Regions from separate parts of the Mus musculus genome. Here regions 2, 3, 4, 5 and 6 are each linked to region 1. A link is a loop called in an ENCODE intact Hi-C map of the cell type or tissue named here. Cell type or tissue: left cerebral cortex. All regions are shown on one strand.

Region 1 (5,000 bases):
TAGGCTCTAGGTTTTATTCATCTTGATGTCTCCTTTGGCTTTGTAATTCAGATCCCAAATGCTGGGCGGAAGACAATTAAATCATATTTTACTATGAACAGAACTGTCCTAATTTGTTTTCTGTTCCTGTGATAAAAATGATGACCAAAACCAACTTGGACGAGGAAAAGGTTCATTTGACTTATACTTCCATGTCCCAGTGCATCACTGAGGAAAGTTGGAGCAGAGGCAGGAGCTACACTAGAACACTGCTTACGGGCTTGCCTTCATGGTTTGCTCCAATTGCTTTCCTATTCTAGTCCAGGGATGGCACAGTCTACAATGGGCTGGGCCCTCCCACACCAGTCCAGAAAAATCACACCACAGACACGCCCACAGGCACGCCCACAGGCACGCCCACAGGCCAGTCTGATGGGCAAATTCTCATCCTCAACTGCGATTCCCTCTTCCTCTAGGTGACTTTAGTTTGTCTCAAATTGACAAAAACTCACTACTACAAAGGAAAAAAAAGAGTCCATGGGGACTAACATCTGAAATCAAGGGGCTTCATGGGGGATGCTGGTAAGCACTGGGTGTCCCTGAAATGAACCAAAAGTGTAACTGGAATTCTGTTCGTGTTCTCTGTCACTTACAGAATAGGCAGAAACAGGAATTGATCTTAAAACTGTGCCTTATTCAGAGCTGGGAATAAGAGAAACTTAAGTTAAAGAATCTAGAAATCTGGATTATATTTCACCTCTACCAGCAGATTCTAGCAGGATAGTGTGTGTGTGTGTGTGTGTGTGTGTGTGTGTGTGTGTGTGTGTGTGTGTGTGTGTGTGAGAGAGAGAGAGAGAGAGAGACTCTGGAGCTCAGGCTTGCCTGCCCTGCTCAGGGGTCAGCCATATTTCTGAGTCTTGTGATGTCTGCAGGATAGTGTGTGTGTGTGTGTGTGAGAGAGAGAGAGAGAGAGAGAGAGAGAGAGAGAGAGAGAGAGAGAGAGAGAGAGAGACTCTGGAGCTCAGGCTTGCCTGCCCTGCTCAGGGGTCAGCCATATTTCTGAGTCTTGTGATGTCTGCTTCTCCCTCGTTGCTGATGTTCTTCACTCTGGGGATATTTGGACTCAGACACACAAAACAATGAAGCTCAAGTTCGTTTCCTCTGGTTTCCACCTTGTAATCCTTCAGGGACGTCTGCTTTGGGAGAGGGGTTAACGCAGACCAAGAAAATCACTAAGTGTGTGAATGAAAAATGAGATAAAAGGAGAACATGGCTATGCCTCAAGTGTGGAGAAGATGTCTATTGTAGACATAGGGAGAAAGCAGGCAGAAGGAAGAGTCCAGGCTGAACATGGCCAGCAGAGTAAACTGGGCTGTGAGAGGAGAGAGGGGAGGAAGAACAAGAAAGGACCTGGGAATAAGAGACTCATGTAGCCCAAATGGCTGTATTATATAGGGATCAGGCTGGGGACAGGAAGCCCAGCAAATGGTAGGGAGAGGTTTAGGATAGGAGGTGGGGTGAGAAGTGTTCAGAGGAGTCATAGGTATTAAATGAGACTTGTCCTGGGCTTGAGACTTAATACAGTGTATATGTACTAAGCTATTAATATGGACAGGCGGATTCTCTTTTATATTAGAGCAATCAAGTGTGTCTTTATGATATAGAACACAAAATGTCCCTTTCTGTTCCCTATCAAAAAGGACTAGACCCAGCTGGAACTAGAAGGATTCCAAGCACTGGCTGTTTCCTCCATTGCTGGAGGTAACTGGAAGCTTGAAGTTGTCAGAAATAAGTTTGGGGACACAACGAAAGAGACCAGCACTTCATTTGAAGTGTCTGGACAAGGTGAACTTTACTCCTGATCAAGAGGGAGTTCTCAGAAAGAGGGAATACACAGGGAGACTGGGAGTGCGTTTCATCTTCATTCTAACTCAGGCGGTGATTGTTTCTTTTCCGAGTTGGCACGAGTCTGAAATCACAGTCTGATGCAATGGCTATCCTTAGATGACTCAGCAATCAGGAAATGCAAGAGGAAGAGGAAAGGAGTGAAAGGAAGGCCCATTGCCCCAGGTGTTGAATTCCAAGAACAAAGCAGTGGGCCTTTGCATAAATTATGCTTAAGGAAGATTCAAACTTTTTTTTCAACTTTTTTATTAGATATTTTCTTCCATTTACAATCAAAAGATTCAAACTTTTGCTCAAAGCTAGGTGTGGTGGTCCATTCCTTTAATCCCAGCACTAGTAGGAGGCAGAGGCAGACAGATCTCTGAGTTCAAAGCCAGCCTGGTCTACATCAATTTCCAGAATGTCCTTTGGTTACATGAAAGAGTGTCTTTGTTCACATATACTCTGAAGTTAGGGGACTCTGATGTAAGCAAACTTCATAGTTTGAATAGATGAGAACACTAAAGCCAATGTAGTGAATGCAATATTTAAGTTGCTAGTAAATAGAATTTGGAACATTTAAGCCATAGAAAAATAGTGGTAAGAAGAAAAACTATGGACTGGTTGGTGGTAGCATAAACCTTTAATCCCAGCACTCAGAAGGCAGTAGCAGGTGGATCTCTGTAAATTCAAGGCCAGCCTAGTCTACAGAGAGAGTTCCAAGACACCCAGGACTACACATAAAAACACTTCCTTGTGAGGAAAAACAAAAACCAAAACCACTTACATTAAAGTTTTTCAAGGCAGGAGAGGGGATTTGAAGTCCTTGTCCCAAACACAAGTTTATATAATTTTTGATAGAAAGACTCATATTGGGGCTGGTGAGATGGCTCAGTGGGTAAGAGCACCCGACTGCTCTTCCAAAGGTCCAGAGTTCAAATCCCAGCAACCACATGGTGGCTCATAACCATCCGTAACGAGATCTGATGCCCTCTTCTGGTATATCTGAAGACAGCTACAGTGTACTTACATATAATAATAAATAAATCTTAAAAAAAAAAAAAAAAAAAAAGAAAGACTCATATTTGATATATCTCACATGGTGACCACCTGATGGCAGCAATGAGGGAGGTTTGGAAGGAGGTGATCCCATACCTCAGTGTCCTTTTACAGTCGATGAGACTGAATGCAGAATATAAAGGCCACATCTAAGTATCTATTCTCAACTGTCTCTTGTCCTGCTAAAGCTATGTTTCAGGCTTCTCCAGTCCCGGTATGCCATCTAAATTCAGCAAGATCAGAACAACCTCCTCACCTCTTCTCGCCTGGATGGAGATAATACAAACAGAAACCACCTAAAAGCACTTATCAAGCACACATCACAGTACTTGGCACACAGTGGACGCTTAGTGCCTACATGAAAGCTATTGTTCACATTCAATTTACAGCGCCCTTCATATAATGGTAGGTTCACCCTCCACTGTTGTGTGTGCAAGATTCACACGTTGCTCAAAGTCCTTCAGTGCCCGCAAAGGGGTGGCTTTACGGTCCTAGCAGCCTCGGTCGGATCAGGCTGCACTGACTCAGTCCCAGCACGTGAGCAGTCAGCAGTCAAGTCTGAGTGTAGGGCGTGTTAGGTGCATGACAGCCTCTGCAAGCGGTCTGCAAAGTTATCTCCAGTGCACCGGGTCAGAGAGGAACAGCAGCCTCACGTCACCTCTGCTGGACCGCGACTCGCTAGGTGGGCGGGGCTCGCAGGCGTCGAAACTAGCCGTTGGCTACGCATGCAGAGGCGGGGCCCAGAGGGCGCGCTCTGCCAAAGCCTGGGGGCGGGGCCTATGAAATAGCGCCTTGCTATTGGCTTCCTCAGGAAGACGGGACTCTCAGTTACCATTCTATTGGCTTTGCCGAACAGAGGTGGGACGTAAAGGTGTCACGCCCTACTATTGGCTGCGTCAGACGGGCTCTGCGGCGCTTCTGTGTTGTCATTCGGCAGCTAGTAGAGGACACGGGCAAGATGGCGGTGGTGGCTGGTCTGGTGCGGGGACCCTTGCGGCAGGTAGGTAGCGGCCCCTAGCGCGTCCACTGTAGGCCCTGTGCCCTTTCTGAACCCTTTTTTCTCTCCCTTCCAGGCTTCCGGGCTGCTGAAGAGGCGTTTTCACCGCTCGGCGCCCGCAGCGGTGCAGGTAACCGGTCCCGACGTCGGGCAAGGCCGGGAGGGAGCCCTGGGGCCCGGGAGCAGGCCTGAGAGATCGGGGTCGTGTCTGCCCCAGGGCCAGGTGGCATCTTGGACCCTGACAGCGGCCGCGTCCTGCGGATGATTCGCGCTGCCTCTGTCCTCGCCCGGTGCCATTCATATTGGTAACCATCCCTTCGAGGCCGGTGGCAGTCGAACAGACAACCACCTGCTTTCCTGACTTTTAATCCCCACCCTGGAGTTGTGGTAAAATGTAGCTTTGAAATCTTATGTGTTCAAATGTGGCATCGAATGAATTCACGGTCTACACTGTCAACTTCCAGAACTTTACACGATAATAATTCACACTCTTTCGGCCGCTGTTGTATTGTACTTTTCTGGCTCTTTTTGAGTTCTTGTTTTAGAGCGTCATATAAGTTGAATCTTTTGTTCTTTTGTGTCTGGCTTATTTAAAAAGGTTCATCCACATTGTAGAATACATTCATCAGAATTTGTTCCTTTGGAACGTTGAATCATATCCTTTGTACGTTTTATTTATACATTCATTTAAGGGTGGTTTGTTTCTATCTTTTGAATTTGTTACGGTGCTGAGAACATTGGCTTGCAGATACATGCTTTTTTTGGCATATATATATCTAGAAGGATTTTATCAGTCTACATTACTGTAGTAGCATAGCAGCACCTGCATTGTGGATGTCAAGTGTTGTGCACTAGTGAACGCTTAATACTTAGTCGTAGTTAGTATCCATAGTTAGACCTTCCTTGCTAGTTCTCTAAGTCTTAGTACTTCAAGTGTATTGGTAAAACAGCCTGGCATGCTTCCTCCGTAGGAAACTGCCTGGGAGCTGGTTTAGCAATCGCTCAGTTTTCTTGCCCGTGCATATGAAGCAGTAGAGCAGAAGTGTTCTGTAAGCTTGTCACTGACGCCTAGTGAAGATTA
Region 2 (5,000 bases), 170 kb after region 1:
ATTGTATCAACCAGACACACACCTTGTGGTACTATCAGGGCAGTAACTCCAGTGACATTCTTTAAGTGGCTTAGGACAGAGCCAGGAAGTCAGTACTTAACTTTATGTTAGCCATTATAATTACATTCAATTTTTCAATACCAGCTAGGAGCAGCCGGGCAGTCACAAGGGATTTTTGAGCAGGGAGTGAAGCAATGGTTGTTTTCAAGGTCCCAGCTAGAGCAGGACTTCCTTTTGTTAACCACCTAGCACCTAACTCAAAATACTTATCCCCTGCACACACAGCTGACTGATTGTGCCCCACTACGTGGATGTGGTCTCTCCCTAGATCTGTGGACCCGGGAATGAATCATGTGCTCTGTCCTGCAGCTAGCATTTCACAATCTGCATCTCTAGGATGACCAGAAAGCCTCGGGGATGATAAAACGAGTTCTGGCTGTCAAAGTAGTTAGACCAGCATCCTGACTCCGCCAAAAGCTGGGAAGCACAACTTGAAAGGAGGCACATTTGATATTAGTGGAAGAAGAGAGATGTTAGGGGAAGTACAGAAGTCTGGTCATGGTAGGGGAGGTGACATGAGACTAGGTCATTTGGGACTAGGTCATTTGGGACTAGGTCATTTGGGAGTGTTAGACAGCCAGACAGGACTTGGAGAATGGACTGGCCCCTCCCATCATGAGTTTTGGGTTCCACCTCTGGTATCCCTGGCAACGCATTCTTTTTTTAAGAAAAGGAAGCGTCATAATTGCCTTTCTTTAATATTTCAAGTGCCATATGCAGGGGAGGAAGCTAGAGGCAGGTGGTCTTTGTTGATTCCCAGAAAAAGACCGCGTTTCCTCCCGGTAAAGCACGGTCTTTAAGAATTGATCCAACTGGACTTGTCAGTCACCTAGCCAGGAGACCGCCTCTTAGCAAAGCTGATATGCCTGAAGACTGCTAAGGTAATGGTACGTACAATAATCACCTTCATGAGATAAGTACATACAGACCCCACAAAGCGGCTGCTTACACGTCTTCACTGCTCAGTTTACCCGCTTTTCTGAGCTCTCTTTCAAAAATCCAATTTTCCCCTTCCCCCCTTTCCGCCTCTTCTTCAGATCCTAAGCACGCTTGCCCTGACATTCTGAACACTCACTCCCAGACATTCGGAACTCCTTCCATACAGCTGCTTGCAGACTTCCCATTGCTGCGCCTGTTTTGACCCTACTTCAAAGGACACGAGGTAGGGTCTTCCTCTTCCTCTACCATCAGCCACAGAGATTTACATCTTGCCTGCCCAGTTTTCTCTCAAACTCCAAAAACAAGGTCTTTAAGCTTTGACATTTTTTTTTTAAATCAACGAGACTACGAATCCTCAAAAGGGTGCCGAGATTCCCTGGTACCAGGAGAGCGAGTTGTAGCCCTGCTCCAGGGTGGTGTAGGAAGCAAGGAGTTGGGGGGAGCGCGGGACTAAATCCATCCTGGCACTAGGAGAAAGGCACCGCGGCTGCTACAAGCGCGGAGCATCCGGAGGAGGAAGAGAAATAGGATGCAGATTCCACTTCTCACTCTATCCCTGGGTTTAAGGAGGCTGGCAGGCGGCCAACCAGTGGCGACGAGACCCGGCTTGGGGACGTCTCAGGCCTTTACCCGGGATTTGCACCTTAAGAGAGAGCGGGAAAATGGAATACGAAGGGAGGTTTGTATCTGGGACTTATCTGCATTCACCCTTGCGATGCTGGGGTGAAGAAGGGACTGGTCTCGGAAAGTGGGAGCAGGTGGTCAGGTCGTAGGAATGGGAGGCTGCCATCCCTCTCCTAAGAGCGTAGCCACCGTCGCCTTTCCTTCTGCCTCGCTCACCAGACCTACCTCAGTGACCGCGGTCCTGCTGCCCGTTCGCCGCCCTCCAGTCCCAGGTCCCCGCACCTGCGCACTCTCGCTCTCGGCAGTGGGCTTGGCTTGACTCCTTAAAGGCGCAACGCACTCGCTCGCGCCCTCCGACAGAAAAACCCTCCCAGCCCGCATCAGGCGTCGTCTCAGCAGCTGGAATTTGTTTGGAGGACGCTCTCCAGGGGACGCTCCCCATCCCCGGTTCAAAAAATATCAAACCCGGAGATACAGTCAGTATCCCTCCCCGGAGCGCCTCTCCGCACGAGCACCCATTGGCCAAGCCGAATCATCCCTTTCACAAAAAGTGCTGGGGGGGGGGGGTCATTAGGGCGCAGGCATAGCCACTCTGCCCTGCGAAGCCACGAAGCACGTGGGGTACTGTTTCGTTTATTGAGCATCTACTGTTTGCCTGGCACTACTGAGTATCACACCAAAAAGATTTATGCAGGGTCTTGGCCCTGAGAGCTTAGGAAATCCAAAGCAAATCCAAAACTCAATCCTGACTTACTTCTCAGCACCATATAAAAAAGCTCCTGGTTGAAAAAGTCCTCCAAGGGGAACGCGGTTCAGAATAGAATGAAATGTACCCAATAACGCAATTTAGTTCAAGTGACCAGATCAAGAGAAAAGGCCACTCATCGTGCCAAATAGAAACATCCCTGTGGTCTTCAATAGCCTATGCTTTTGAAGGTCCCACTTCAGGTAGGGCAGAGAGGCAAGCAGATCTAGAACCCCTGAGGTGTGACTCTGATTTCTAACAAAGGGCTCCCCCTGGTTACTAGATGCAGCCAGAATCCAGGGCTCAGGAAAGCATTGAAGTTAGACTGGGGGTAACTGCAGCACTAGTTTCAACAGCACTTTTCAAGGGACATAAGATTGTTCTAAAATCCGTAGGAATGAGCAGAGTCAAGAAAAGCAAAAACATCCCTAATTTTAAAAAGGGGGGGGGGAGCCCTCAGGACTTAGAACAGGAGCACAGTAGTTCACACATGAGGCACAGCACAGAGATGGATTTTTAAGAAGCCGATGAGGGCAGTGGTGGGGCACACCTTTAATCCTAGCACTCCAATGGCAGAGCCAGGTGGATCTCTGAGTTTGAGGCCAGCCTGGTCTACAGAGCAAGCTGGATCTCTTGAGTCTATAGAGTGAGTTGCAGGACAACGAAACTGTTGAGAAAGAAAGAGAAAGGAAGGAAGAAAAAGGAAGGAAGAAAGGAAGGAAGGGAGAGAGAGAGGGAGGGAGGGAGGGAGGGAGGGAGGGAGGGAGGGAGGGAGGGAGGGAGGCAGGCAGGCAGGCAGGCAGGCAGGCAGGCAGGCAAGCAGCACACCTACTTCCCTCTCCTGTGAACTGAGGTTAGAGGGGACAGTGAATCACAAAGCAGCATAGGACAATCTGTGTGGGCGGCCAAACAAACAAGTAACCCTATCACTGCAGCTGGCGGCACAGTGGGCTGCACGGGGAGTGGAAACAGCTCCAGTGTGTGAGCCACTTGATCCCGAAGTGGCAGGGAACAGGCTGAGCTCAGAGTGAGAATGGTGACAGATGCTGAAACACAGCCAGTGAGGTGCTGTGGAAGAGAGCTAGAAGAAAGCAGCTGGTAGAGAGCAGAGTGATCGGCTTTCCGCCCTTTTCAGGCCAGGTCCCAAGCAGATTGGTCTGGTTAAGGGCAGGTGAGCAGTTAGCCTTTGGCGGAACTTCTCCTCCTTCCCTAGTTTGGGCGTAACGTTTCGGTTTGTGTGCATTAACCCCCTTGCTTTCAGCGGCAGCCTGTGAGTCTGCTGTTTAACCATAGGGAAACCGAACCTCAGTTTTGGGTAACTTGTCCAAAGTCACTGCAGGGGTGATAAGGGCCTGTCAACCAACCTGGCGCTCTGGAGGACCTCCGAGGCTTTGTGAGACACATGCTGCAGGCTGAGGTAAAGACTCCACTGAATTCACAACCTGTGGGAGACATTGGAGAAACTGGGGGGACTGTTGGAAATGCACCTCATTTTAGTGACGACGCCTCCTCACCATTGCGGCTACATTTGAACACAGCTAGGTTGGATGTGAGTGGGTCTCCATGGAAACAGCTTCCACTGACTTTCTGTAGAGAATTGGCTTTTAGTCCCAGAATTAATTCTAAATACAGTTTCTGGACTTTCTCTGTACCACCTTTACACAGGAGCTCCTTAGGGCAATGCAAAGCAAAGGATGAGGGCACTGGTTGGTCTCTGGCATGTCAATTCTGCCGATCACTCAATGGACACTCTGAGAATTTGTCTACTCTCTCTCAGCTCCAGCTTATACCCTACTATACAATAGGGACAGTATAGCATTTACCTCTTACATTTATCCATGTTAAGAAATTCTTAGGTAAAATAAATATTATGTCTACTACTTCTTGCTTGCCCATCCTCTGCGTCCTAACCTAACCCTAATGCCAGAATGATCAATTAATTCCGATTTGCCTGTGACTTGTTTATTTAGTGTTGCAAAACTAGTACCCTAGGGACTGAGTTGATATCACGCTTGGGCAAACTGGAAAGTCTAAAGTAGCCAATGGGACGCAAGGCGATTTGAGCTAGAGATTTAGTGTGGCAATTCAAATTTGTGACTGACTTTTGGCCATTGGATACAGATATTTCAGAGACCCAGAAAACTCAGTGAAACTGAAGACAAGCCCATTAATTCCTTAACTCTGAGTTAAGGCAGAAGGCATTTTGGTCATCCTTTCATGCTTTTCTTAGTCTGAGTTCTGTTGGTATAACAGAATACTGGGCTGATTTATAAAGAAACAAGAGCCAGGTGTGGTGGCTGCTTGACTTTAATCCCAGCATTCAGGAGACAGAGGCAGGTGGATCTCTGTGCGTTCCAGGCCAGTTCTGGTCTACAGAGCTAGTTATATACATATAGCTAGGAAATGTAGGGCTGTTATACAGAGAAAAGCCTGTCTTGAAAATGAAACAAATACAAGACAAAACAAAACAAATAAACAATTCCACCATCACCACCACCACCACCAACAACAAAACTAGGTTCATCTTGTCTCTCGGCTCAGAAGGCTGGAAGGTCCGGTCAGGGAGGTGCTGTGTGCTACTGACTGCTTCAACACATTGCAGAAAACATGGGGAGGAAGAAGCAGAGTGAGA
Region 3 (5,000 bases), 210 kb after region 1:
GTTTTCATTATCTGACAGCCAGCCTCACTTTGGATGCATGCTCCAACAGTGTCTTCCCTCCCTTTCTCCCTTCCTCTTCCTCCTGTGCCCCTCCCTGAAAGGGCTCAACCTTGCATGCCTGTCCTGTTCTAACTGTCCCCAGTCACATATCCCATGTGCAACACTGACCACACAGTGTCTGTCACCACGGCCAGCACTGCAGCTCGCCCCAGCACAAGCCCCCCTGGCTGGCTTGGACCTGAGTGTTTGCTCCCTTCCTGCCACTCCTGGAATCTGCAATGTGGCGCCATCTTGCTTGTATGCAGGGCACCCGTTTTTGTGCATTTCGCTTTGTTTTCCTGGATATTCTTTACTCTTGCACATGAGCACCTGTACTTAGGAACAGTGGAGAACAGTGACCCGTCTGGCCCGACTCCCAGTCTCAGAAGCAACCCCTCCACACAGCTGTGGGCTCCCCAAAGGCGTCTGCACACAAGCAAGCACCATGTGTAACCTGAAGAAATACAAAGTCTATTACACTGTAACTATGGGGTCGAGTTGTTCCTTAACACACTGGGAACTGTGTGACTTTGATGTGAGAAAGAAGACTGTGAGTCTTTGTGCTCGTCAGCTCCGTCATCCTGACATGTTCTGAGATCATCCTCCTCCTAACAGACATCCCAGATCATCTTAAAAGGAGGGGCTGGGTTTTGACTTGTGCTTCCAGAAGTTTCAATTTATGGCCCTTGACTCTGTTGTTTCTGGGTCAGTGAAAAAGAGTGTGTGGTAGAACACACACACACACACACACACACACACACACACACACACACACACGCACCACATGCACATGAGGTGGGCTCTTCTGGCCTCCACAGGCCAATATACAAGGAAGAAAGGCACTCATACACATTAAATAAAGAGACATGGGGTTGGGGAGGCATAAACCCAGTTTCTGTTCCAGAACACAGTCTCTCCCATGACCTCCAACCAAGCTCCACCTCTTACAAGTGTTCCATCTCCCAACAGCATCCTGATCTGGTATATCAGCAAGTCTTTTCTATGTGAACCTTTAGAAACCACTACAGTTCCAAATGGTGGAGCTAATAGGTAGGATTATATACCATCTTGCCAAGGGAATAAAATCAAAAGTGCCCGGTTAAGTTGGAGGAGATAATGCCCGGCTCATCTCTTACTGAGATTCTATTGTCTGGCGATGACGTAGTCTTTCGGGGAAGATGGCAAAGCTGTTGAGACTTTGGAGGAGTTCACCATACCTAGAAACCTTACAGTCCCCAAATGGTAAAGTATGCTACTCATATATGAGACAGTTCTGGAGAGATGGGTCCTCTGACCTCTGCACCCAAGCACCAAAATTTCCCTGGCTGATGTGGCTAGGAGAGGAACCCCAGGTCCCAGGCAATGGGCTTGGGACTCACTAACAGGGAGATGGGGAGGAGGTGGACTGGACATCAAAAGGCCCTTTCCATGCCTCTGGCTTGGGAGTCAACGGGTCCAGACACCCTGAAGTTTCGACCCATACTAATGCTCTTCTGCCTCTGCCCAGTGGCAGGTTAGAGATACAAATGAGGGTCTCTGCAAGCTGTCACTCTGCCAAACTCAGACAGACAGAGGAGTTATTTTCACTCTTCCTGACTGAGTGTTGTACAAACTCCTGCTTTTATGTCCCCCTCCCTTCCTTCTCTCCTTTCTGAGGATGACCTTGAACTCTGACCCTCCTGTTTCCACCTTCCCACTGGATGAGTGCCAGCCTTATAGATGCCAGCCACCACTCAGCGTTTCATGCAGTGCTCAGACAGGACTAAGCAAGCACTTTGTGTGTGCTACACAAGCACTCTACTTGCTGGGCCCCAGCCCCAGCCTCTAGGCTGTGCCCTAAAAATGTGTTGCCTGGGCAGTGGGATGGCTCAGAGGGTAAAGACCTTCGCTGACAACTCTGGCAACTTGAATTTGATCTCCAGAATGGGCACGATGGAAGGAAAGGGTCAAGTCCATCACGCCATTCTCAGATCTCTCCACATGTAAACATGCCCCCAATAAATAAATGTAATAAAATTAGAATATCGATGTAAAAAGTTGTAGCCTTAACCATCTCATGGAATTCTGATCACAAGTGATGTCTGATGTTATTCACATTCTGTAGTTGAGAAGTCAAACAACTTTCCCAAGATCACACAGCTAGAGAATACAGAGCCCAGAGCTGACGTTTACTAGACACAGGTAGGCACAGGTTCTGGGTGTGTACTGGGGAACACAATAATTTTAGGGGGTCACAGAAGTGATACATTTCTAGTTGAAGAAAAAAATGCATTATACAATGCTAATTTTTTGTAACCAACATAGATATAAAATATAATTTTTCAACTTTTTTTTTTGATAAAGGAATGAACCTAGGAATGGAAGTCCAGCTAGGGCCCAGGAGAGTCCTAACAGGATACCTAATTGCCTTTGCCAGCAGAGCCAAAATCAAATATAGGTCTGTGTGCCTCCAAAGGTCATGTTCTCCTGAGCATCCTCTAACTCGGGTGAGGGAACCCAAGTTGAGCTCCAACAGGGAAAGTCTGGGCCAAGACCAGCATACATGGTCTTCTATCGCCACCTGGTGACTTTTCTGGGAACTTCTGATTAAGGTTCAATTCCTAGCACCCACATGGCAGCTCTCAAGAGTCTGTAACTTGAAGGTCTGACACCCTCACATAGACATGCATGCAGGCAAAACGCCAATGCACATAAAAATAAAAATAAATAAAATAACAAGGTAATTTAGGATGACGATCTAGGAAGCAGCCAGTGCCCTTTGTGTCGGGACTCCATGCAAGAGTAGGGCATAGGGAGTCCTCTCTAGGCTCTCGTGCTCTGGGCTCTGTATTCTCTAGCTGTGTGACCTTGGGAAAGTTGTTTGACTTCTCAACTACAGAATGTGGATAGCATCAGATGTCACTTGTGGAAATTCACACGTTTGTCCCACACATACACGCACATGTTCTCACATGCGTCCTTCATCGTCGTCAACCCTGAGTTGTATCAGATTAGATGTGTCTGAAACAAACACCCACCAGCCAATACACAACCTGAAATGATCTAGCAGCCATATTTTTTAAAAGTAAAAGTAAACAAAAAAAACCCCAAAAACGTATTTTATAAATGGAAGCCCGACGGTCCATGTGTGGGGGTCAAATCTAGCCTATGTGCCTTTGGTTTTGATTTTTGTTGTTTATGGGAACACAGCTATGCCCAGTGCTTTCCAATGCTTCCGGCCTGTTTCTGCCACACAGCAGCACAGTTGAACATCTGTATGAGTGGGACCAGATGGCTCACAAGCCTGAAAACACTCACTCTGCAGGCCTTCACAGGAAGATGGATTTAAACACTCTGCCTTTGCAATCTTAGAATTACTGGTGGTCTTGTTCACGTTTCCTGCCACCCTAAATCTTCAAACAAACAAAAACCCAGGAGCCTTTTACACTCAGAGAACATCTTAATGTGGGAAAGACATTTAAAGTGCTCAGTTACACATGTGGTGCATGAATACTCACTTGGAGATGCAAGCTTAGAAAAATGTCTGCAAGTCCCATATGGGTGTTTATTAAATATACAAATGTCCATCTGTCTGCCTGCCCTTCCTTCGTTCTGTCCCTCCTTCCTTCCATCCTTCCTCTCTCCCTTTTTGGTCTTTCTGTGTGAATGTCTGCGAGCATACGTGAGGGACTCTGCATGCCTACAGCCAGAAGAGGTTGCTGAGTATCATCCGCTATGACTTTACACCTATTTCTTTCAGGCAGGCTCTCTCTGAAACTTAACCCTAGTGATCCTCCTGACTGCCCTGCTGGCGTTACAGGTATGAGGCAAATGTCTGGCTTCTTATGTAAACACAGCGGTCTAGTCCACAGGATTACACAGCAGGCATTCTTAACTGCTGAGGTATTTCCTGGTCGCTCCCCACCTTCCTTTTTCCATATTAGGACATGGTCGCATGTAGCCCAGGCTGGCCTTGAATTTGCTATGTAAACAGGGACGATGACTTTGGAGTTCTGATCCTTCTGCTTCCACAGCCAAACACTGGATGTGGCCAAACCTCCTTCCTGCGGTGCTGGGGACCTGGGGATTGAACCCAGGACCTTGCGTGTGTCAGGCAATGCCTCTACTTTCTGAACTAGTTGCCCATCCTCCAGTACTTCTTGGCTGGCCTTCCAGGGGCGATTAAGGTATAAAAATTGAGGACAGCTGCCGTTAGTGATGAACCTATTTCTCGACCCACACCTTTAGGATGGTGTTAGCTATATGGCACTGCCCCTGGGAGAATGGAAGAAACAGCCCTTGGATGGTCATTTAGTAGTGTCAGGCTGGTGTGCAGCATGTTCACTGAGGAAGCCGGTCCTCTTCTGAGCAACATGGACTTGCTGCTACAGGCATCACAATTCATGGATAGAGCCAAGTACCATGCCAGAGGATTGCTAAATGAGACTTTAATGACTGACAGACTGTCAGTGTGACCTGCCCCAGGGAGCTTGCTCCAAGACTGTCCTTCCTCACTACAGACCTCTCTTCATCTTCTTGAGTCCCAAGATATGCCCTCTTCTGTCCCAGGAGCCCAGCAGAGGCCCCAATGACTCCAGTAAGACCAGTGGTTGCTGGTGTTTGAGTAAATTCAGCAGGTGTTTTCCCAGCAACTCTGCCACGTCAGGCTGCTGGGTGAGTCCCAGGACAGCAAATTTCCACTCTGGTCCTTGGGCACACTGTCTGTTTTTTGTTCTCTCTCACTCAAGTCTGATTAGGGAAAACCAGATTAAGTTCGTTTATTCAATATTTTCAAGAGTGAGTTGTCTGTAAAATGTCAGGGTAAAGGAACAAATCTGTAAAGGGCTGGAGAGTCCTCTGGAGGTGGCTCCTGAGAGACTCCTTTGTCCAGTTCACTCTCTTCAGACTGACGGTCGGCCTTTTTAACTAGATTGGAGAGTACCACAATGCCCCGACTTCACAATGCAAAGTTGTAAATGTCA
Region 4 (5,000 bases), 81 kb after region 1:
TGCACGCGGCACGAGATTTGACTTTGTGACTTGCCTGTCTTCTTTACCAGGAAAGGGAAACTGAAAGTGAGCAACATCTGATGGAAGCCAGGGACAGGGTCAGGGTTTCCTTCCTCTGGCTCTTTCCAGAAGCCCTTCAGGACAAACACTTTTGCTGGGCTCATCTCTTCCTACTTAACTCAGTGAGTTCCTTGCCCAACCTCCTGACAGATGGGCTTCAAGCCTCACACAACCTCAATATTCATTTGGCTTTTCTTCCTTCCTTTTTTTTTTTTTTTTTAATTGGAGTTCTGGCCTTGAACTCTTAAGAGACCTAGCGAGCCTCCTGCCTGAGCTTCTGGAGTGGCTGACTACAGATGTTCTGTGCCTGGCTGTCTAGCATTTGAAGTCACACAGGCTGAATTCGGGAAACTCTTCTCAGACCAGAGCTGTTCTAAATCAAACAGGCTTGTGTCTCCAGTTCTGGGCCACATAAACTGATGAGGAATGAGAAAATGGGAGGCTTTGCCTCTTTGCATACATACAACTACTTGGAGGCCAGCAGAAGAAAAAAAAAAAGATTTTTATATTCTGCTATGTTGCCAAATGTTTAGACAGCTCATGGGCTGTTTATCTAACAATCTGAGGCTTGGCCAGATTGATTGAACATAATGGATTTTAGTGAGGAAATTTCTAGCCCTGACAACGGCTGTACAGAATCAGATCACAGAAGCTTGTGAAAACTCAGAATTTCCTAGGCAGGGTGGTCTTACAACTCCAAATGACTTTATTTCTTCAAATAATCATGGGATGGACACTGAGCAACAGATTTTACTCATAATAGTCATTCATATGCTAACATTTTCTATGTCAACACTGGGAAAAATATGTCCAGGGGCATAAGGTCACGATGGTTTACAGCTAAGAGCCACTTTAAAAATAATGTCTGTGGCAGCCAGGTGTGATGGCGCACGCCTTTAATCCCAGCACTTGGGAGGCAGAGGCAGGCGGATTTCTGAGATCGAGGCCAGCCTGGTCTACAGAGTGAGTTCCAGGACAGCCAGAGCTACACAGAAAAACCCTGTCTTGAAAAACTAAAAAACAAAACAAAACAAAAAAAAATTGTTTGTGGAATCTATTCATCTTGTTTAACTGATGGACACATTATTTGGGTCTTCTGCCAGCTGGTTATCCAGCACCAACTCCAAATTTTTCTGAAGATGCTGAGACTTTTGCTCTTGGCAAACCAGATGCACGAAGGGAGTAAAGAGTGAAGTACCTGGAGCCATGTGGCAGATGCTCATGCAGCCAGCCCCGAGATGGTCACACACGCAGCCAGCCGGGAGTGTAACCCAGGAGTGAGGGCACAGTGCCTGGAACTAGGTAATCAGCTAAGCCAGCACACAAGGCAGTCACAGCAGCAAGCTGCGCAGTGACAGTCAACCCCTGGTAGACTGTTTTAATATAAATCCTCAATAGAAGCGATTTAACAGCAATTTTCTCAGGGAGTAAATTGGCCTGTGAATTATACTCTAGGAACATGAAAGAAAAATGACTGATAGTTTGGCACAAAATGAAAACCCACGGTTATCTCAGAGGTGCTGGTGTGCACTTAGAGATTTCTTTTTTCTTGGATGAACACACAAGTCAGGTCCACAAGATAAATGGTGGCCATAGGGGGGCACTACCCATTAATCTAGGATTTGCTGCTGGGAGGTGAGGTGGGGGTGGCGGTGGGGTGAGTGGCATTTCAGTAATATGGAAATGCTTCTAACAGTCTGTTAAGCAATTTTCCAGTACATTAGGCTAAAATTGCTTAAGATGGCTATTCTTTCTGTGGCAATCAAGTATCACATAAAGCGCAGGCTTATAATGCCCCTAATATGGAAAGCGGTAGACAAATTGGGCTATTTCAGTCATTACTTCTGCACTCACTTCCATATGTGACCCGTACAACCAAGGCTCTCTCCCAGCGATCAGCCCCTTTCCTTGTAAGATGGTCACTCCTGGCACCTCCTGTGGGCTCCTCACGGCTGGCTGCTCTAACACAGCACAAGCAGCTCCATGGCCTTGGCTCTGAGTCACCACGTGGAGAGACTCTACTCTGTTTCTAGGGATCAAAGGTCATGGCCACCCCAGACTATTGATAATGGGGAAATGCTCTAAACGAGAAGCTACTTTTAAAGTCACAGAGTGACATCTCTCTCCACTTCCCATTTGGGCTGCATAACTTTTCTTTTGATGGGTTGGGAAAGACACAGATCTTCCTACCCCGGTTAGTGAGTCATCAGCCACTGTGCCTGGCTCTAGTTTTCTAGTCATCTAACTGATCCTTAGAGCTTCCACATTCTGAAGACAATCTCTGAATGGCATTTAGGAAAAGGGTAGGTGGCTTGGAGCAGTGGTACACATTTGTAAGCCCGAACCAGAGGGTCTTGAGTTCAAAGCCAGCCTAGACTATGAGGCATGACCATCATTGGGGGTAAAGGGTGAGAGGCAGGTTTTGGGTGGAAACCATAGGTATAAAATAGGGAAATGCTACAACTATAGCAGGGAATATCAATCTGAATGGATTTAAGAATTTTATTTTAACAAAATACTATTGAAATGGAAAGTACTCCAGGAATGAGAACACTGTAAGATCCAGTGATGAGAAAAAGAGAGCTCAAGCCTGTATCCTGGATGATCCTGAATGACCTCAGACAAGCTAGTAACTCCATCTGCTTCTGTCAATAACACGGAGCTAGTAACTTTATAAAGCTGTTTCAAGAATTAAAATTAGCCTATCAGAAATGTAAAAACCTGGTGGCTACTACGATTAATCATATCATGCTCCATTTATGGGTCTTGCTGCAAATTCCCAGTTGAAAGGTGCGTTCTGCAGGAGTGTGCACTGAAGGCCTGAGTCTAGTGACTTGCCTACAACCAAGTCATTGTTAGCTGACCTCAGCCTGCAATGCTGCCCATTCTGAGACTTACTATAGTACCTTTGCTCTTGGCATTGATTTGGGGGGTTTCTTCACCCCTTCACATACTGGAAGAAGGTACAATAAGTTTATAACTCATTTTAGACACATGACTGCCCTCTAGTGACAAGAATTCTTTCTAGTAAGCTATTCAACTGCTTCAGGACAAAGTGCCTTGCTGAGCAACCAAGAGGCCCCCCAGAATCCATGTTTACAAAAAAAAAAAAAAAAACAAAAAAAAAACACAAAACAAAACAAACAAAAAACCAAAAAAACCAGCATGGTAGCTTGTGTTTATAGATAAGTCCCAGTGCTTGGGGAAGTGGGGACAGGTGGATTCCTTGAGCTCACTGGCCAGCCAGCTTCATTTAATTACTGACATTAATGCCAGCAAGAGACAAAAACACAAAGTGAATCTTAATCTTGTCAAGAGTAATGACACCCGAGCCTGACATTTGGCCTCCACATGTACAAACAAGCACACACCCACAAAAATCTGCTTAAGATGACACAGAAGGAATGTCTTTTCCAGGAAATATGGAGCAGGTGACACACGCTCCTAAGTTTTATAATAGTAAGAGATGCCATGCCTCGCTGATCTTGTATTTCTAATCAAAGCATCTAGCTATGATCAGTTACCATTTAACCTACCGAGCACAGGTAGACCACGGCACATATTTAAGAAGTCCTGGCTGTTAGGGTAACTGTTTAATACTAACACATTTAGCACATTCTCCCCATAACTCCAAGTTCTTAAAAAAAAAAAAAGAAAAAAAGACCCAAAAGCTTGGCCTTCCTCTGCCATCACGCACTCACACCTTTGCCATCACCCACTCACACTTTTTTTTTTCTTTTTGAGACGGGGTCTAGGTAGTCCTGAAACTAGGGTAGGTAGGGTCTAGGCTGGTGTCAAACTCAAGAGATCCTCCTGCCTCCTTTATGTGTGTACACACACACACACACATAAAGGTATATACACACACACACATATAATAGTTTTATTGTTGTTGCTTTTTTTGTTTTTTTTTTTAAGTAGATCCACGTTTTCAAGAGCGGGAGAGAATTAGAACCCTTAAAACAGCACCTTTACATTCCAGATGCTTTCCTTCGGTTTTAAAATACTAACAAACAGATTGGCCAGCTCTCTGAAAGATCAGCATGTTAACCTGATCAATGTAGAACAGCCAACTTCCAATTCAGAAAAGTCACCCAATTCACTCATGGGAAGCCACATGGAAGGAGAACACTGGCTAATATTTCTAGGCCCGGCCCTCTGATGAATTCTGTTTCTATTATTTCCAACAATGCTGCCATGCTAGGACTTTATATAACTGAGTCGTGGCTGCATGGAAACCCCTCACCAGTAACAGCAAAACCCTGAAAGGCAAGTTACAGAGAAATTTGAATTAAATGTCATTTTTTGTTTTTATTGGTTTGACAGGGTCTCTTTATGTAGCCCTGGCTGTTCTAGAACTTGCTACGCACACAGGTTAGCTTTAAATTCTGCCTGCCTCTGCCTCCTAAGTGGGAACTAAAGGCCAGTGGCACCACATGCAACAAAAGATTACATCTTGGTGTAAGGAATTATAAGCCTAGCCCAGAAGCCGCTGAGAAAGGGTCTCAGAATTAGGTGTTCAGAGATGGCTCTACTTGCATTGCTGCAGTTATACTTGCATTGCTGCACTTGGTATACATGGTGGTATAAATCCAGCAAGAAAATCCCTCAACACTGACGTAGACGTTATCAAATACAAATATAACTGTTTCAAATTCTGAAAGTAAAACATGAAGATAGTCTTCCCAATTTAAAAAGATTTTTATCTTACTATTATTGTATTTGTATTTTGCTTGCACGTATGCATGTATGTCTGTGTACCATGTGCAGGTAGTTTCGGCACAGGCCAGAAGATGGTGTTGGATCACCTGAGACTGAAGTTACATACAGTTGTGAGCAGCTATGTGGGTATTAGGAATTGAACCCAGATACTCTGGAAGAGCAGCCAGTGATCCTAACTGATAAGCCATCTCTCCAGCCCCTCTCAATTGTTTTTTTAA
Region 5 (5,000 bases), 170 kb before region 1:
CGCTCTGATCATCCCCTGCACACAGTGACTCACTTCCCGTCTAAGGAAGCAACAGCCTCCCACTGCCCCATAGTGGCCATCTTGAGGATGGGCGGCCATGGGGCCTGTGGAACCGGCTGTTGGTAGAGAGAACAAGACCTTCCAAGACTGCCATGGTTGTCTCCAGAAGGACTGGCTGCCTACACTTACTTGAGCAGAATTAAATTCTATTTTTGCTGATTTTGAACGTTTCCCATCTCTCCCATTGCTGTGATTCTCCCTGGGAACATACTGGTCTAGTCTCAGTTAACAAGGGGCCTGGTCTGGACAGGTAGGAGACAGCTCATTTGGCAGCTGGGATGGAGCCTGAAGCCTAGTTTCCTGGAATTTTGGGCAGGCAGGAATGAACTTGGTTCCCAAGATGGACAGGAGCAGGGGAGCCTAGAAAACAGGGCACACAGACCGTCATCTTGATGTGCCCTTTTAAGGCAAGCCAGAGCTGGAGCAAAAGAGGAAGGGAAAATGTCTGCAGTACTAAACAGGTCTCTAAACATCTGCCTGGCTTTGGGGTCCCGAGAGGCAGAATCTAAAGGAAGCATGCAAGGACAGGCATTGTGTTTGGGGTAGGGGGCGGCCAATCAGGGGTGTTATTAACCCTACTGCTGGAGACTAGAGTGAGCTTCCACCGTGAACTTTGGGACTCTGTAGAGCACACCGCACAGAGATGGCATCCTTCAGACTTGGTGGGGGGGTGCTGGTGGTGTGCATCCCTGGACACTTCTTATCCACCCCATGCAGGGACAAGAGGCCACCTGTGTCTGCACAAGGGGTCAGTGGCCAAAAGATGTCAGTGCCAGCTGACAAGTAGGTGCAATGAAGGAGAATAATCAAAAGACATGCATGGTGATAAGACTATGGATTAGGATCCCTAAGAGGGTCCAGTTCTCAGGTTCTAGACCAGTGGTTCTCAACCTGTGGGACATGACCTCTTTAGGGGGTCATATATTAGATATTCTGCATATAAGATGTTTATATTTTGATTCATAACAGTAGCCAGATTATACTTAGGAAGTCTCAATGAAATAATTTTATGGTTGGGGTCACCACAACATGGAGAACTCTATTAAAGGGTCACAGCATGAGGAAGGTTGAGAAGCACTGCTCTACATCAGATCCTAGAGGTGCTCATAGAATTGTGTGCTGAAGACTTCGAGCTTTACTGGGGGAGAGCCCCAGTCTTGAGTGGTATCTAAGCCCTGCCAGGGAAGACTTTACATGGGACAAGGCCTGGTGAAGAGAAGACGTTGGGAACCCTGGACCAGGGGCCATGGTGGTGTGAGACACAAGTGCCAGTGTGAGAGCCTTGAGTGAGCTGAGCTGAGGAAGGAGATAGCTGCCCAGCCATTCCAGTAAGCGCCTCTGTTCCAGACTACCCTAGAAGGTCTTCAGACCTCAGAAAACCCCTGTGCCCACACCAGTATAGTGCATCAGAAACCCACCATGGGAGGAACATGGCAGCCAGTTTTCATGAACACATTCCTGAAAAGGCATATTTACAACGAGCAAAGATAGCCTATAAGATTTAAAAGGAGCCAATAAAGTCTCCAAAAAGCAAGTTCATGGTTAGCGTATAGGACTTGGCAGACAGCCCTTAGCAGTGGTCACTATTTTCAAGGGACCTGGGTGGCCATCTGGGTGTATGTGGAGACACTGTGCACATTACACAGGGTACCAGAGGAGGTTGAGACCATGTAACCAGCTTAGAACTGAGTAAGGAGACTCCCTGGGATGAAGGAGCTTGGCGAAGCAGCAGAGGAGGGGGGAACAGCACTACCGCATCCAGGTCCTCTCACCTATGATGGCTTCAAATGGTAGCACCCACAGGAGCCCTCTGTAGAGAGCCTAGAAGTCAGCTAGCAGCAGTGGAACGGAGAGGTGTGTGTTCGGATGGGCAGACCTGTCTGCGAGCAAAGCCTGGGAGGACTACAGGGTAAGTGGATGAGCTGAGTGCCAGTTTTCTGTGCATGGCAGAGAGCTTGGACCTGGGACAGTGGTGTCATGGATGTTTAAACTAGACATGGAATGGTTAGGTCTACCATTTTTATAAAACTCCATGTTATGTCGCGGCCAGGAGGCCGAGAAGCTGCACAAGATATGAGCTAAGTCAGGAGAGGCCATGTGTGTGGTCTAATTCAAAAGGTAAAATGGACGAGACTTGGGGTTGACTTGCTCATCGCTGTAGACAAGCCTCCAAGAGTCTCTGCGTGCTGATGCTGGGCCTCAGGATTTGAGGCTTGTATGGGCTTCCTGGCTCCCTGCCAGGGCTAGGCCTGTTGTGTACCCTGAGAGTGACCTTAGGCCAAATGTGACTTGAGCTCTCTTGAAGCTGCAATTCTGATTCTCGCCAGCAGATGGCAGCATAGGAATGAAAGGGAGGAGGACAAGGTGCCTGGCTCTTAACTCTTGGAAAGCGGTTTGAACTGGCTCTCGGGGTCTCACCAAAATGAGAAAGACTCAACACTTTATTGGCATCATGATAATAGCAGCACCTTGCCACTGGAGAACTGCAGACTCCTAGAAGCTCTGCCCAGAGCCAAACATCAGTACTACCTCACTTTATCCTCAAGGTATCATGGAATAGGGACCACAATATTCCCTTTCACACAAGAAGGTTCAGAAAGGTCAAGTGTTCTGTCCAGACCCACACAGGTGAAGTGTCTCCCAATAAGACCAGGAATCCCACTGTCTGTCACCACCTGAACACACCCTTCGGATACCTTCACTCTGAGGGAAGTGTTCTCTTCCCCTCCTCTCTTCACTGCCTCTCCTCTTCTCTGTGTGCCCCTGAATGCCTCTGATGACATTTGAAAATTACACAGAACCTTGGGGACCACACCCCAGCCCTATGCCATTGTAGCTTTGGGAAGAATAGAAACCAGTTGGTCACAGTGTCTCTTTCCGAAGCTTGCCCCCTCTGTGGTCCTGGTCATCTCCCACTGGTTACTGGAAAGGAGTAGCTATTTATTTCCATTTTGCAGATGAAAAGCAAGAGGCTAGGGGGTGTGGAGCCACCCGGTGAGAAAGTACCAAGAGGGACCCAGAATCCTGGCCCTCCATTTCCCTGAGGACAGTCCCATACCTCCAGCTCTCGTAGTGTGGTCTGGACATTGCACTGGGTCCTTCTGCCCAGAGCTGGGCTTCAAAGGCCAAAAGAAGGCTCAGTCACTAGGCCCCCATGCAGCCAGTAAACCTGACTTCAGCAGGAGACCAGAGAGATGAGGGAAATGTAATGAACGTGTGGCCCTCCTTCCCTTCTACTTTACCAAGAGCAAGGCCAGTGGATAATTAGGAGATGGAGGGCGACTTCAGGTTGACTGCTCCAGCAGATGGCCATCTGGGCCCTTTGCAACCTCTCTCCCAGCAGGAAGGAAGCTGAGCCCATGCCAGACTGTACTGGAGAAGAAAGGAGTGCGGAGCAAAGGCACACAATGTGGGCTGGAGAGAATACAGCACAAGAGCTATGGAATTCAAATTTGTCATGCAGTGATGTATGTGTGAGTATGTGTGCATGAGTGTGCATATGGGTGTGAGTGTATGTGAGTGTGTGCGTGTGTGATTGCATGGGTGTATATGTATATGTGAGTGTATGTATGTGAGAGTGTTATGAGTGTGTGTGTGCGCACGTGTGTGAGCATGTGTGTGTGTGTGTGTGTGTGTGTGTGTGTGTGATGTGCATATGCATCCCACAGATGTATGCATATTGAGGCCAGATGTTGATAAGACGATTTCCAATGTCACCGTTCACTTTGTTTTTGAGACAGCGTCTCTCTGTGTTAGGGTTAGAGGAACAGACGTGATGGAATGAATCTCTGATAGAATGATATGTACCAAAGGGGTCATTATAGTGGCTTGCAGGCTGTCATAGTGGCAATACTTGGTTGTCAACTTGATTACATCTAGAACTATCCAAAACCCCCAAATGGAGAGGCATACCTGTGAAGGAGTTTTGCTTAACCCGAAGTGAATAGATCCACTTCTAATCCAGATCTTGAGGTGGGAAGGCAGACCTTTAATCCTTTGATCTGGGTAAACTCATGTCTAATCTGGGCCAGGCCCACTGCTAGAAACCTGCACAAGGACAGATAGAAGGAACTTTTGCTCTTTGCCTGATTGCTCTCACCCTCACTAGCAAATCCATTCCTTCACTGGCAGCAGAGCCTACCTTAGGAAACTGTTGTCTCCTGAAGACCAACTAAGACATCCAGCCTCGTGGACTGAATGGATTAGCTGGACCACAGCCTGTAAGTCATTCTAACAAATCCCCTTTCTGATTATAGAGAGATATTTATTTGTTCCATAAGTTCTGTTATTCTAGAGAACCCTAATATAGCTGAGTTCTGGCTCACCCAACAATGGCTGTCTCCCAATGGAAAGACCAAAAATTTAGTAGCTGTTCAGTCCATGAGGCTGGATATCTCAGCTGGAACTTGTCATCGAGAGTGAAGGCAAGCAGGCAAAAAGCAAAAGGCTTCTTTGTTCCACGTCCTTTTTGGTAGGCTGCCATCTGAAATGGCGGGGAGGCACATTTAGGGTGGCTCTTCTGGCCTCAGATGATCCAGATTATGGGTGTCTTCCCACCTCAAATGATCCAATCAAGAAAAACCCCTCACAGGTGTGTCTAACCGCTTAGGTTTTAGTCACTTCCAGATGTAATCCAGTGGAAAACCAAGATTAGCTATCACACTGAGCCAGGAGCTTACTACTCCAGCTCCCGGGCTCTCCCTGCCTCTGCATCCCAGCACTGGTTTATAGGTAGATGTTACATGCCCAGTGTTTTACACGGGTGCAGAGGATCCAGCTTGGGTTTTCATTCTTGTATAGAAAGCACTTTCCCTACTGAACCTGCCCCAGCCCCTGTCGGGACCTCTTTCACAGAGTGAGGCAGAACCCACTCCATACTTAGACTGTTTCAGTAACTCCACCACCATTGGGCACCTGAGCTACTGCAATGGGACCAACAC
Region 6 (5,000 bases), 81 kb before region 1:
TTCCTTCTTCCTACAGGCTTCCTCTCCTTCATTCTCTTCTCCTACACTATGGGAATTAAACCCAGGGCCTTTTGTAGACTAGGCAAGCACTCTCCAGGTATCTACTACTGTTTTGAAACACAGTCTCACTGAATTACCCAGCCTGTCTGGAACTAGTTCTGTACTCCAGGTAGATCTTATGATCCTCCTACCTCTGCCTGCCAAGTATATGGGATGACAGACCTATACCATCAAGCCTCATGCCACAGTGTTCAAATAGATATCACAGGAATTGAGAAGTAAATGAGGTGTGTGGGTCCCTCCTAGTGAGCCAGAGGCAGTGAACCTCCCAGGAAGGTATGGTGTGAGCAAGCTATCTGCTTTGTGCTGGACTCCAGCCACCTCTAGTATAAGTCACTCGCTCAACCTGTTCTCTTCCACATAACCCCCACTGACTTCATGAAGATTGTCCCAGATGTGCTACAAACTACAGAGGATGGGAAAGCTCTGTGGTCAAACCGTCTGGACCTTGGCTACTGCAGACAGAACAATATTGATTGCATTCACTTGTGAGCAGTATGTGGACCACAGCCAGTAGCCATGAAGTCGGGGTGGGAGTGTGTTGTCATTCAGCTAGCCGAGAAAGGCCCTGGCTGACCCCAGCCCTAAACAATGCCTTTTGCACACAGGTTCTTGGTACCTCCCGGTGCTCAGAGCAGACCCTAAAGGAAGCCAAGTCCTTCCTGAGACAGGCAGATCCAGGATGGGGAACCCAGGGGATCGAGTGTCACTGGGGGAGACCTGGAGCAGGGAAGTGCACCCTGACATAGACAGTGAAAGGCACTCCCCGTCCTTCAGTGTGGAGCGGCTCACCAACATCCTTGATGGAGGCATCCCAAACACTGAGCTGCGGAGAAGAGTTGGTAAGCAGAGTGGGAGGCCAAGAGCCGGCGTTGAACCTATTTGCTTCTCTAGAACAGTCTGGTAACTAATTCTGCAATCCTTTAACTAAGAATCCTTTCTGTTGTTGTTGCTCGTTGTTTTGAGACAGGGCCTCATGTAGCCCAGGCTAGCCTCAGACTGCGATGTAGCCAAGGATGACCTAGAACTTCCAATTCTCCTGCCTCCATCTCTCAAGTGCTGGGATTAAAGATGCAGGCCACCATGCCACGATCCTATGGTGCATGAGAACCAGTGTTGTGGATTAAACCCAGAGATTTATGAATTCTAGTCAGCCCTTCTACCGAGTTCTATCTATAACTAATCCTTGACACCACACACCTGTCACGCTCTGCAGGAGTGGACAAAGCACATTTCTCTCCTTGTAGGTCTCAATTGTTTCATCTGTTAAATGACAGTGACAGCTGGCTTCCTTTCCAACACCATGAGGCGAGTGTGTGGGAAAATTTGATGTTGTCAGGAACCTTATCCAAGCCCACCAAACCCCTCTGTTCTGTTCTGCTGCAGAAAGCCTCATCCAACGTGACCCAGTGTTTAATTTGAAGCATCTTTACTTCATGACCCGAGATGAGCTATATGAGGATGCAGTTCAAAAGAGATTCCATCTTGAGAAGCTAGCCTGGAGCCTGGGCTGGTCAGAAGACGGTCCTGAACGCATTTATGCTGACAGGTGCTCATCCAGGGCAGCCTCATCAGAAAGGCTTGCCTGCAACCCATGACCCCAAACAAACAGTAAAGAAGGACTTACTGGAACACTAGGGTGCCTGATGCCTCTTCCCCCCTGAGCCCTACCCAGGTTGTAAGTTTAGTGACCTGTCTTCCACAGGCTAGTCATCTACAGCGTCTCTTCCCCCACAGAGTCCTTGCTGGATATAACAACTTAAACTTACATGGTATTGCCATGAATGCTATCAGAAGCCTGGGCTCAGATGAGCAGATTGCTAAATGGGGCCAACTCGGCAAAAACTTCCAAATCATCACAACATATGCCCAGACAGAGCTGGGACATGGTAAGCCAAAGCTGCTGCATGCAGAGGTACTGTACAACTCTGGAAGGCCTATTCAAGTTCATAGATGTGCAGACTAATTCGAAAACTCCCAGCAGATGGCAGTCAAGGGTCCTGAGGAAGTAGTGCCTTTTCCTAATGTCACATGCACTGTATGAGTTACGGGGGGTAGGGGGGGAGTCATTTCTTTTGGAAGCATCAGAATATGTCCTCACACAGCCCACAGATAAAAGGGAGATACGTCTGTGAGTACAGTCAGGAGCTGACCTTATCGAGCCCCAGGCCCACCCAGAAGCTACTCACAAGTGAGTACCCAACCTTGGTCCAGTAGTCTAACTCTCCTCCTTGATCCCAAGGGACATACCTGCAGGGCCTGGAGACCGAAGCAACCTATGATGCAACCACCCAGGAGTTTGTGATACACAGCCCTACAATGACTTCCATCAAGTGGTGGCCTGGGGACTGTGAGTATCCTCCTTCCTGCCTCCCTGTCTCTCCACAAAGAAAACAAAGCCGGAGCTGAGTAGCACTAACTTTGATGCCTAACAGACATCAGGTTGATTTCCTGTTCTAGGCTACTCACTTTGAGATCAACTGAAATAGATAAGATGCTAAGAATTTCCGTAGTTAGTGACTGGAAGGTCCTAAGGGAGTTTTGAGTAGATTAGGAAATGCACCCAACCTGTGGGCAATGAGGTTAAGAACAAGCCACATCACTGCCCACAGACAACACATGTGTAAATGCACACATCACAAACAATACCCCCACATACAGATATGCAAGCATTCAACACACAGAAATACACACTGCCCTCCAGAGTCACAGATATACACATCAGGAGCTGTTCCCATAGACACACGTGCATTATACAACATACACACACTGCTCTATGACACACATAGGCAATATGTACACACTGCCCATACATAGACATAATTGCCCCCCCACAAATATGCATGTACTCAACACACACATTGTTGTCATACAGACACATCTGTGCATATACATACAACACATACAACCTCCCAAACACACATATGCATGTACACAGCTCACACTATCCCCATACAGACACACCTAGACTTGTACACATGCATTGCCTCCATGCAGAAACATTTACACAAAAATATGCACACTGCCCTGTCATAGGCACTTGTACATGTATAAAGTACATACACTGTCCACCCAGACACACTTGTGTACATATATACACACAATACCCCATACACACACACCACCTAGTTGTGTCCCAAAGGCTTCCAACAACATCTAGCCTCCAGAGTTAACACAGTAGGATTGCCACCTACTGGAGCAGAGCACATGCTCTGTGACTAGTTACTAGAAATCCTCCCTGCCACTCCACACCCAGACAAGCTCCAATCACGTGGATGGATACAAGGTGGCAGCCATCTCTGAGCTCTAAGACAGGATCCTGCCAAGAGCCCCTTTGAGACATCATTTCTAAGGACTGCACTGTAGCATTTGGAGACCCAGTGACAAAACAGCTGGTGTGGAAACTGACTAAATATGTGCATTCAATGAAAGCAGGGCATGGGACAGAACGGGAAAAGCAAGGCAGGAAGAGGAGAAGGACAGGACAAGGACAGGAGAGGTAAGGGGGACAGAGATGAGTGAGCAGCCAATATCAAATTTCCAGGGGAAAGAAACCCATCTTTAGGGTCAGGCTGATGTGGTTAAATTCCAGTTCTGCCCCTCCAGACCTTCAGTGTGTCACTCTGTACTCTGAGCCTCAGTGTCCTTATGTGGAAAATAAGACTCCTCTTACTTCAGCCAAGAGCTAAGCTCTAGCTGGGTTCTGATAATAAATGGTTGCACTCATGATGGGGCCGACAGCAGAGTGATCCATTAGCTGTTGTGGTCAGGCACAAAAAGTCTTTAAAAGTTTACTCACTTCAAACTCCTTACCAAGCCAGTTACTTTTGCTCTAGCCAGGATCTTTGTGACGAATTTTTCTGTCATCAATGACTTTCCAAGGACCCAAAGGCATCTATCAACAACCTAAACCCAGCAGACAGGAGCAAGACATGATACATAAGGGCTTCCAGTGATAGGACTCTCTTCTTTCTGCCTCAGTGGGACGGACAGTCACCCATGCTGTGGTCCTAGCCCATTTGATCTGCTTAGGAGCCCGGCATGGCATGCATGCCTTCATTGTGCCCATCCGGAGCCTAGAGGACCACACCCCACTGCCAGGTAATCCCCATTGCTTCCTCAAGGACCCATCCACCCACCTAGAAGATAGTCCTGAATCTCCAAGAGACGCAGAGAAGCTTGGATACGTCTCCCTTGTCTAGAAGGGATCTAGTTGACAGAGCTAATGTGATCTGGATGTTAGACTGGTATAAGATTCAGCATCTGTCTGACTTCAGCTTGCTTACTGATGCCTGAGTCACAGTATGTGTGTGTGTGTGTGTGTGTCTGTCTATCTGTCTGTCTGTGTCTGTGTCTGTGTCTGTGTCTGTGTCTGTGTATGTGTGTGTCTGTGGGTGGGTGTGTCCCTGTGTGTGTGTCTGTCTGTCTGTCTGTCTGTCTGTCTGTGTCTGTCTATGTGTCTGTGTGTGTCTGTGTGCATGCATACACACCTGCCATACTGCATGCACTCAACTGACAGACATTCTCATCTCTACCCTCTTCTAGGAATAACAGTTGGGGACATAGGCCCCAAGATGGGCTTCGAAAACATAGACAATGGCTTCCTGCGACTGAACCACGTGAGGGTTCCCAGAGAGAACATGCTCAGTCGCTTTGCAGAGGTTAGATACCTGGGAGGGCTATGGACCCAGACTGCCTAGAAAGGGGACTTTCCCTTTACACAGCTGCCACAGGCTCTGGGTCTGCCTCAGCAAAGCTGAGTTTGGACCACAATCCCACTTCTCCCAAAAGAGTTTCAGGGGTGCCACAGGTCAAGATAAAACTGAGCTTAGGAGCACAATGGTGTCTGGGAAATCTTGCCACTCTAAGCCTACGACTTCCCACGAGGAAATACTTAGCACATGGTTTCAGAGTAGTCATAAGGTACAGTGACAAAGCAA

What was found. Hi-C counts contacts between places; a loop is a spot of excess contacts. Peaks named below come from ENCODE experiments on the same cell type or tissue, not always from the same donor. Only the 100,000 strongest peaks of a DNase experiment are listed, where the experiment ranks them.
Region 2: a loop joins it to region 1, with 3 times the contacts of the local background. A loop is called at or near these places in 2 of 42 quality-filtered maps.
Region 3: a loop joins it to region 1, with 4 times the contacts of the local background. A loop is called at or near these places in 12 of 42 quality-filtered maps.
Region 4: a loop joins it to region 1, with 4 times the contacts of the local background. A loop is called at or near these places in 20 of 42 quality-filtered maps.
Region 5: a loop joins it to region 1, with 4 times the contacts of the local background. A loop is called at or near these places in 10 of 42 quality-filtered maps.
Region 6: a loop joins it to region 1, with 2.1 times the contacts of the local background. A loop is called at or near these places in 4 of 42 quality-filtered maps.

Annotation. Positions count from the first base shown.
Region 1 is chr14:8,171,813-8,176,812 of GRCm38, reverse strand. It overlaps Pdhb (pyruvate dehydrogenase (lipoamide) beta), which reads left to right and starts at 3,821. Exons shown (of 10, transcript NM_024221.3): 1 at 3,821-3,922; 2 at 3,996-4,049. The coding sequence starts at 3,881. In left cerebral cortex, CTCF peaks have their summits at 2,984 (motif pointing right) and 3,966; DNase peaks (open chromatin) are centred at 3,058, 3,720 and 4,999; H3K4me3 peaks cover 1,972 bases; H3K27ac peaks cover 1,503 bases.
Region 2 is chr14:7,999,812-8,004,811 of GRCm38, reverse strand. Abhd6 (abhydrolase domain containing 6) reads right to left here and starts at 1,924. Exons shown (of 9, transcript NM_025341.4): 1 at 1,849-1,924. Gm30244 (predicted gene, 30244) reads left to right here and starts at 758. Exons shown (of 2, transcript NR_168596.1): 1 at 758-947; 2 at 1,098-1,320. In left cerebral cortex, a CTCF peak has its summit at 2,643; DNase peaks (open chromatin) are centred at 1,937, 2,907, 3,415, 3,869 and 3 more places; H3K4me3 peaks cover 2,886 bases; H3K27ac peaks cover 3,315 bases.
Region 3 is chr14:7,962,262-7,967,261 of GRCm38, reverse strand. Dnase1l3 (deoxyribonuclease 1-like 3) reads left to right here. Exons shown (of 8, transcript NM_007870.3): 8 at 1-2,075. Among named protein-coding and RNA genes, the nearest start is that of Gm45521, 7.5 kb to the right of the region's middle. In left cerebral cortex, a CTCF peak has its summit at 2,611 (motif pointing left); a DNase peak (open chromatin) is centred at 2,601.
Region 4 is chr14:8,090,766-8,095,765 of GRCm38, reverse strand. It overlaps Htd2 (hydroxyacyl-thioester dehydratase type 2), which reads right to left. Exons shown (of 6, transcript NM_001348727.1): 6 at 3,920-5,000. It overlaps Rpp14 (ribonuclease P 14 subunit), which reads right to left. Exons shown (of 6, transcript NM_025938.4): 6 at 3,920-5,000. Among named protein-coding and RNA genes, the nearest start is that of Pxk, 4.9 kb to the left of the region's middle. In left cerebral cortex, a CTCF peak has its summit at 3,078 (motif pointing left); DNase peaks (open chromatin) are centred at 117 and 3,047; H3K4me3 peaks cover 50 bases; H3K27ac peaks cover 327 bases.
Region 5 is chr14:8,344,167-8,349,166 of GRCm38, reverse strand. Oit1 (oncoprotein induced transcript 1) reads left to right here. Exons shown (of 10, transcript NM_146050.2): 10 at 1-219. Among named protein-coding and RNA genes, the nearest start is that of 2610318M16Rik, 21 kb to the left of the region's middle. In left cerebral cortex, CTCF peaks have their summits at 73 (motif pointing left) and 2,383 (motif pointing right); DNase peaks (open chromatin) are centred at 51 and 2,381.
Region 6 is chr14:8,252,604-8,257,603 of GRCm38, reverse strand. It overlaps Acox2 (acyl-Coenzyme A oxidase 2, branched chain), which reads left to right. Exons shown (of 15, transcript NM_053115.2): 2 at 669-902; 3 at 1,447-1,609; 4 at 1,798-1,949; 5 at 2,303-2,410; 6 at 4,042-4,161; 7 at 4,606-4,721. The coding sequence starts at 743. Among named protein-coding and RNA genes, the nearest start is that of Acox2, 3.9 kb to the left of the region's middle. In left cerebral cortex, a CTCF peak has its summit at 2,035 (motif pointing right); a DNase peak (open chromatin) is centred at 2,028.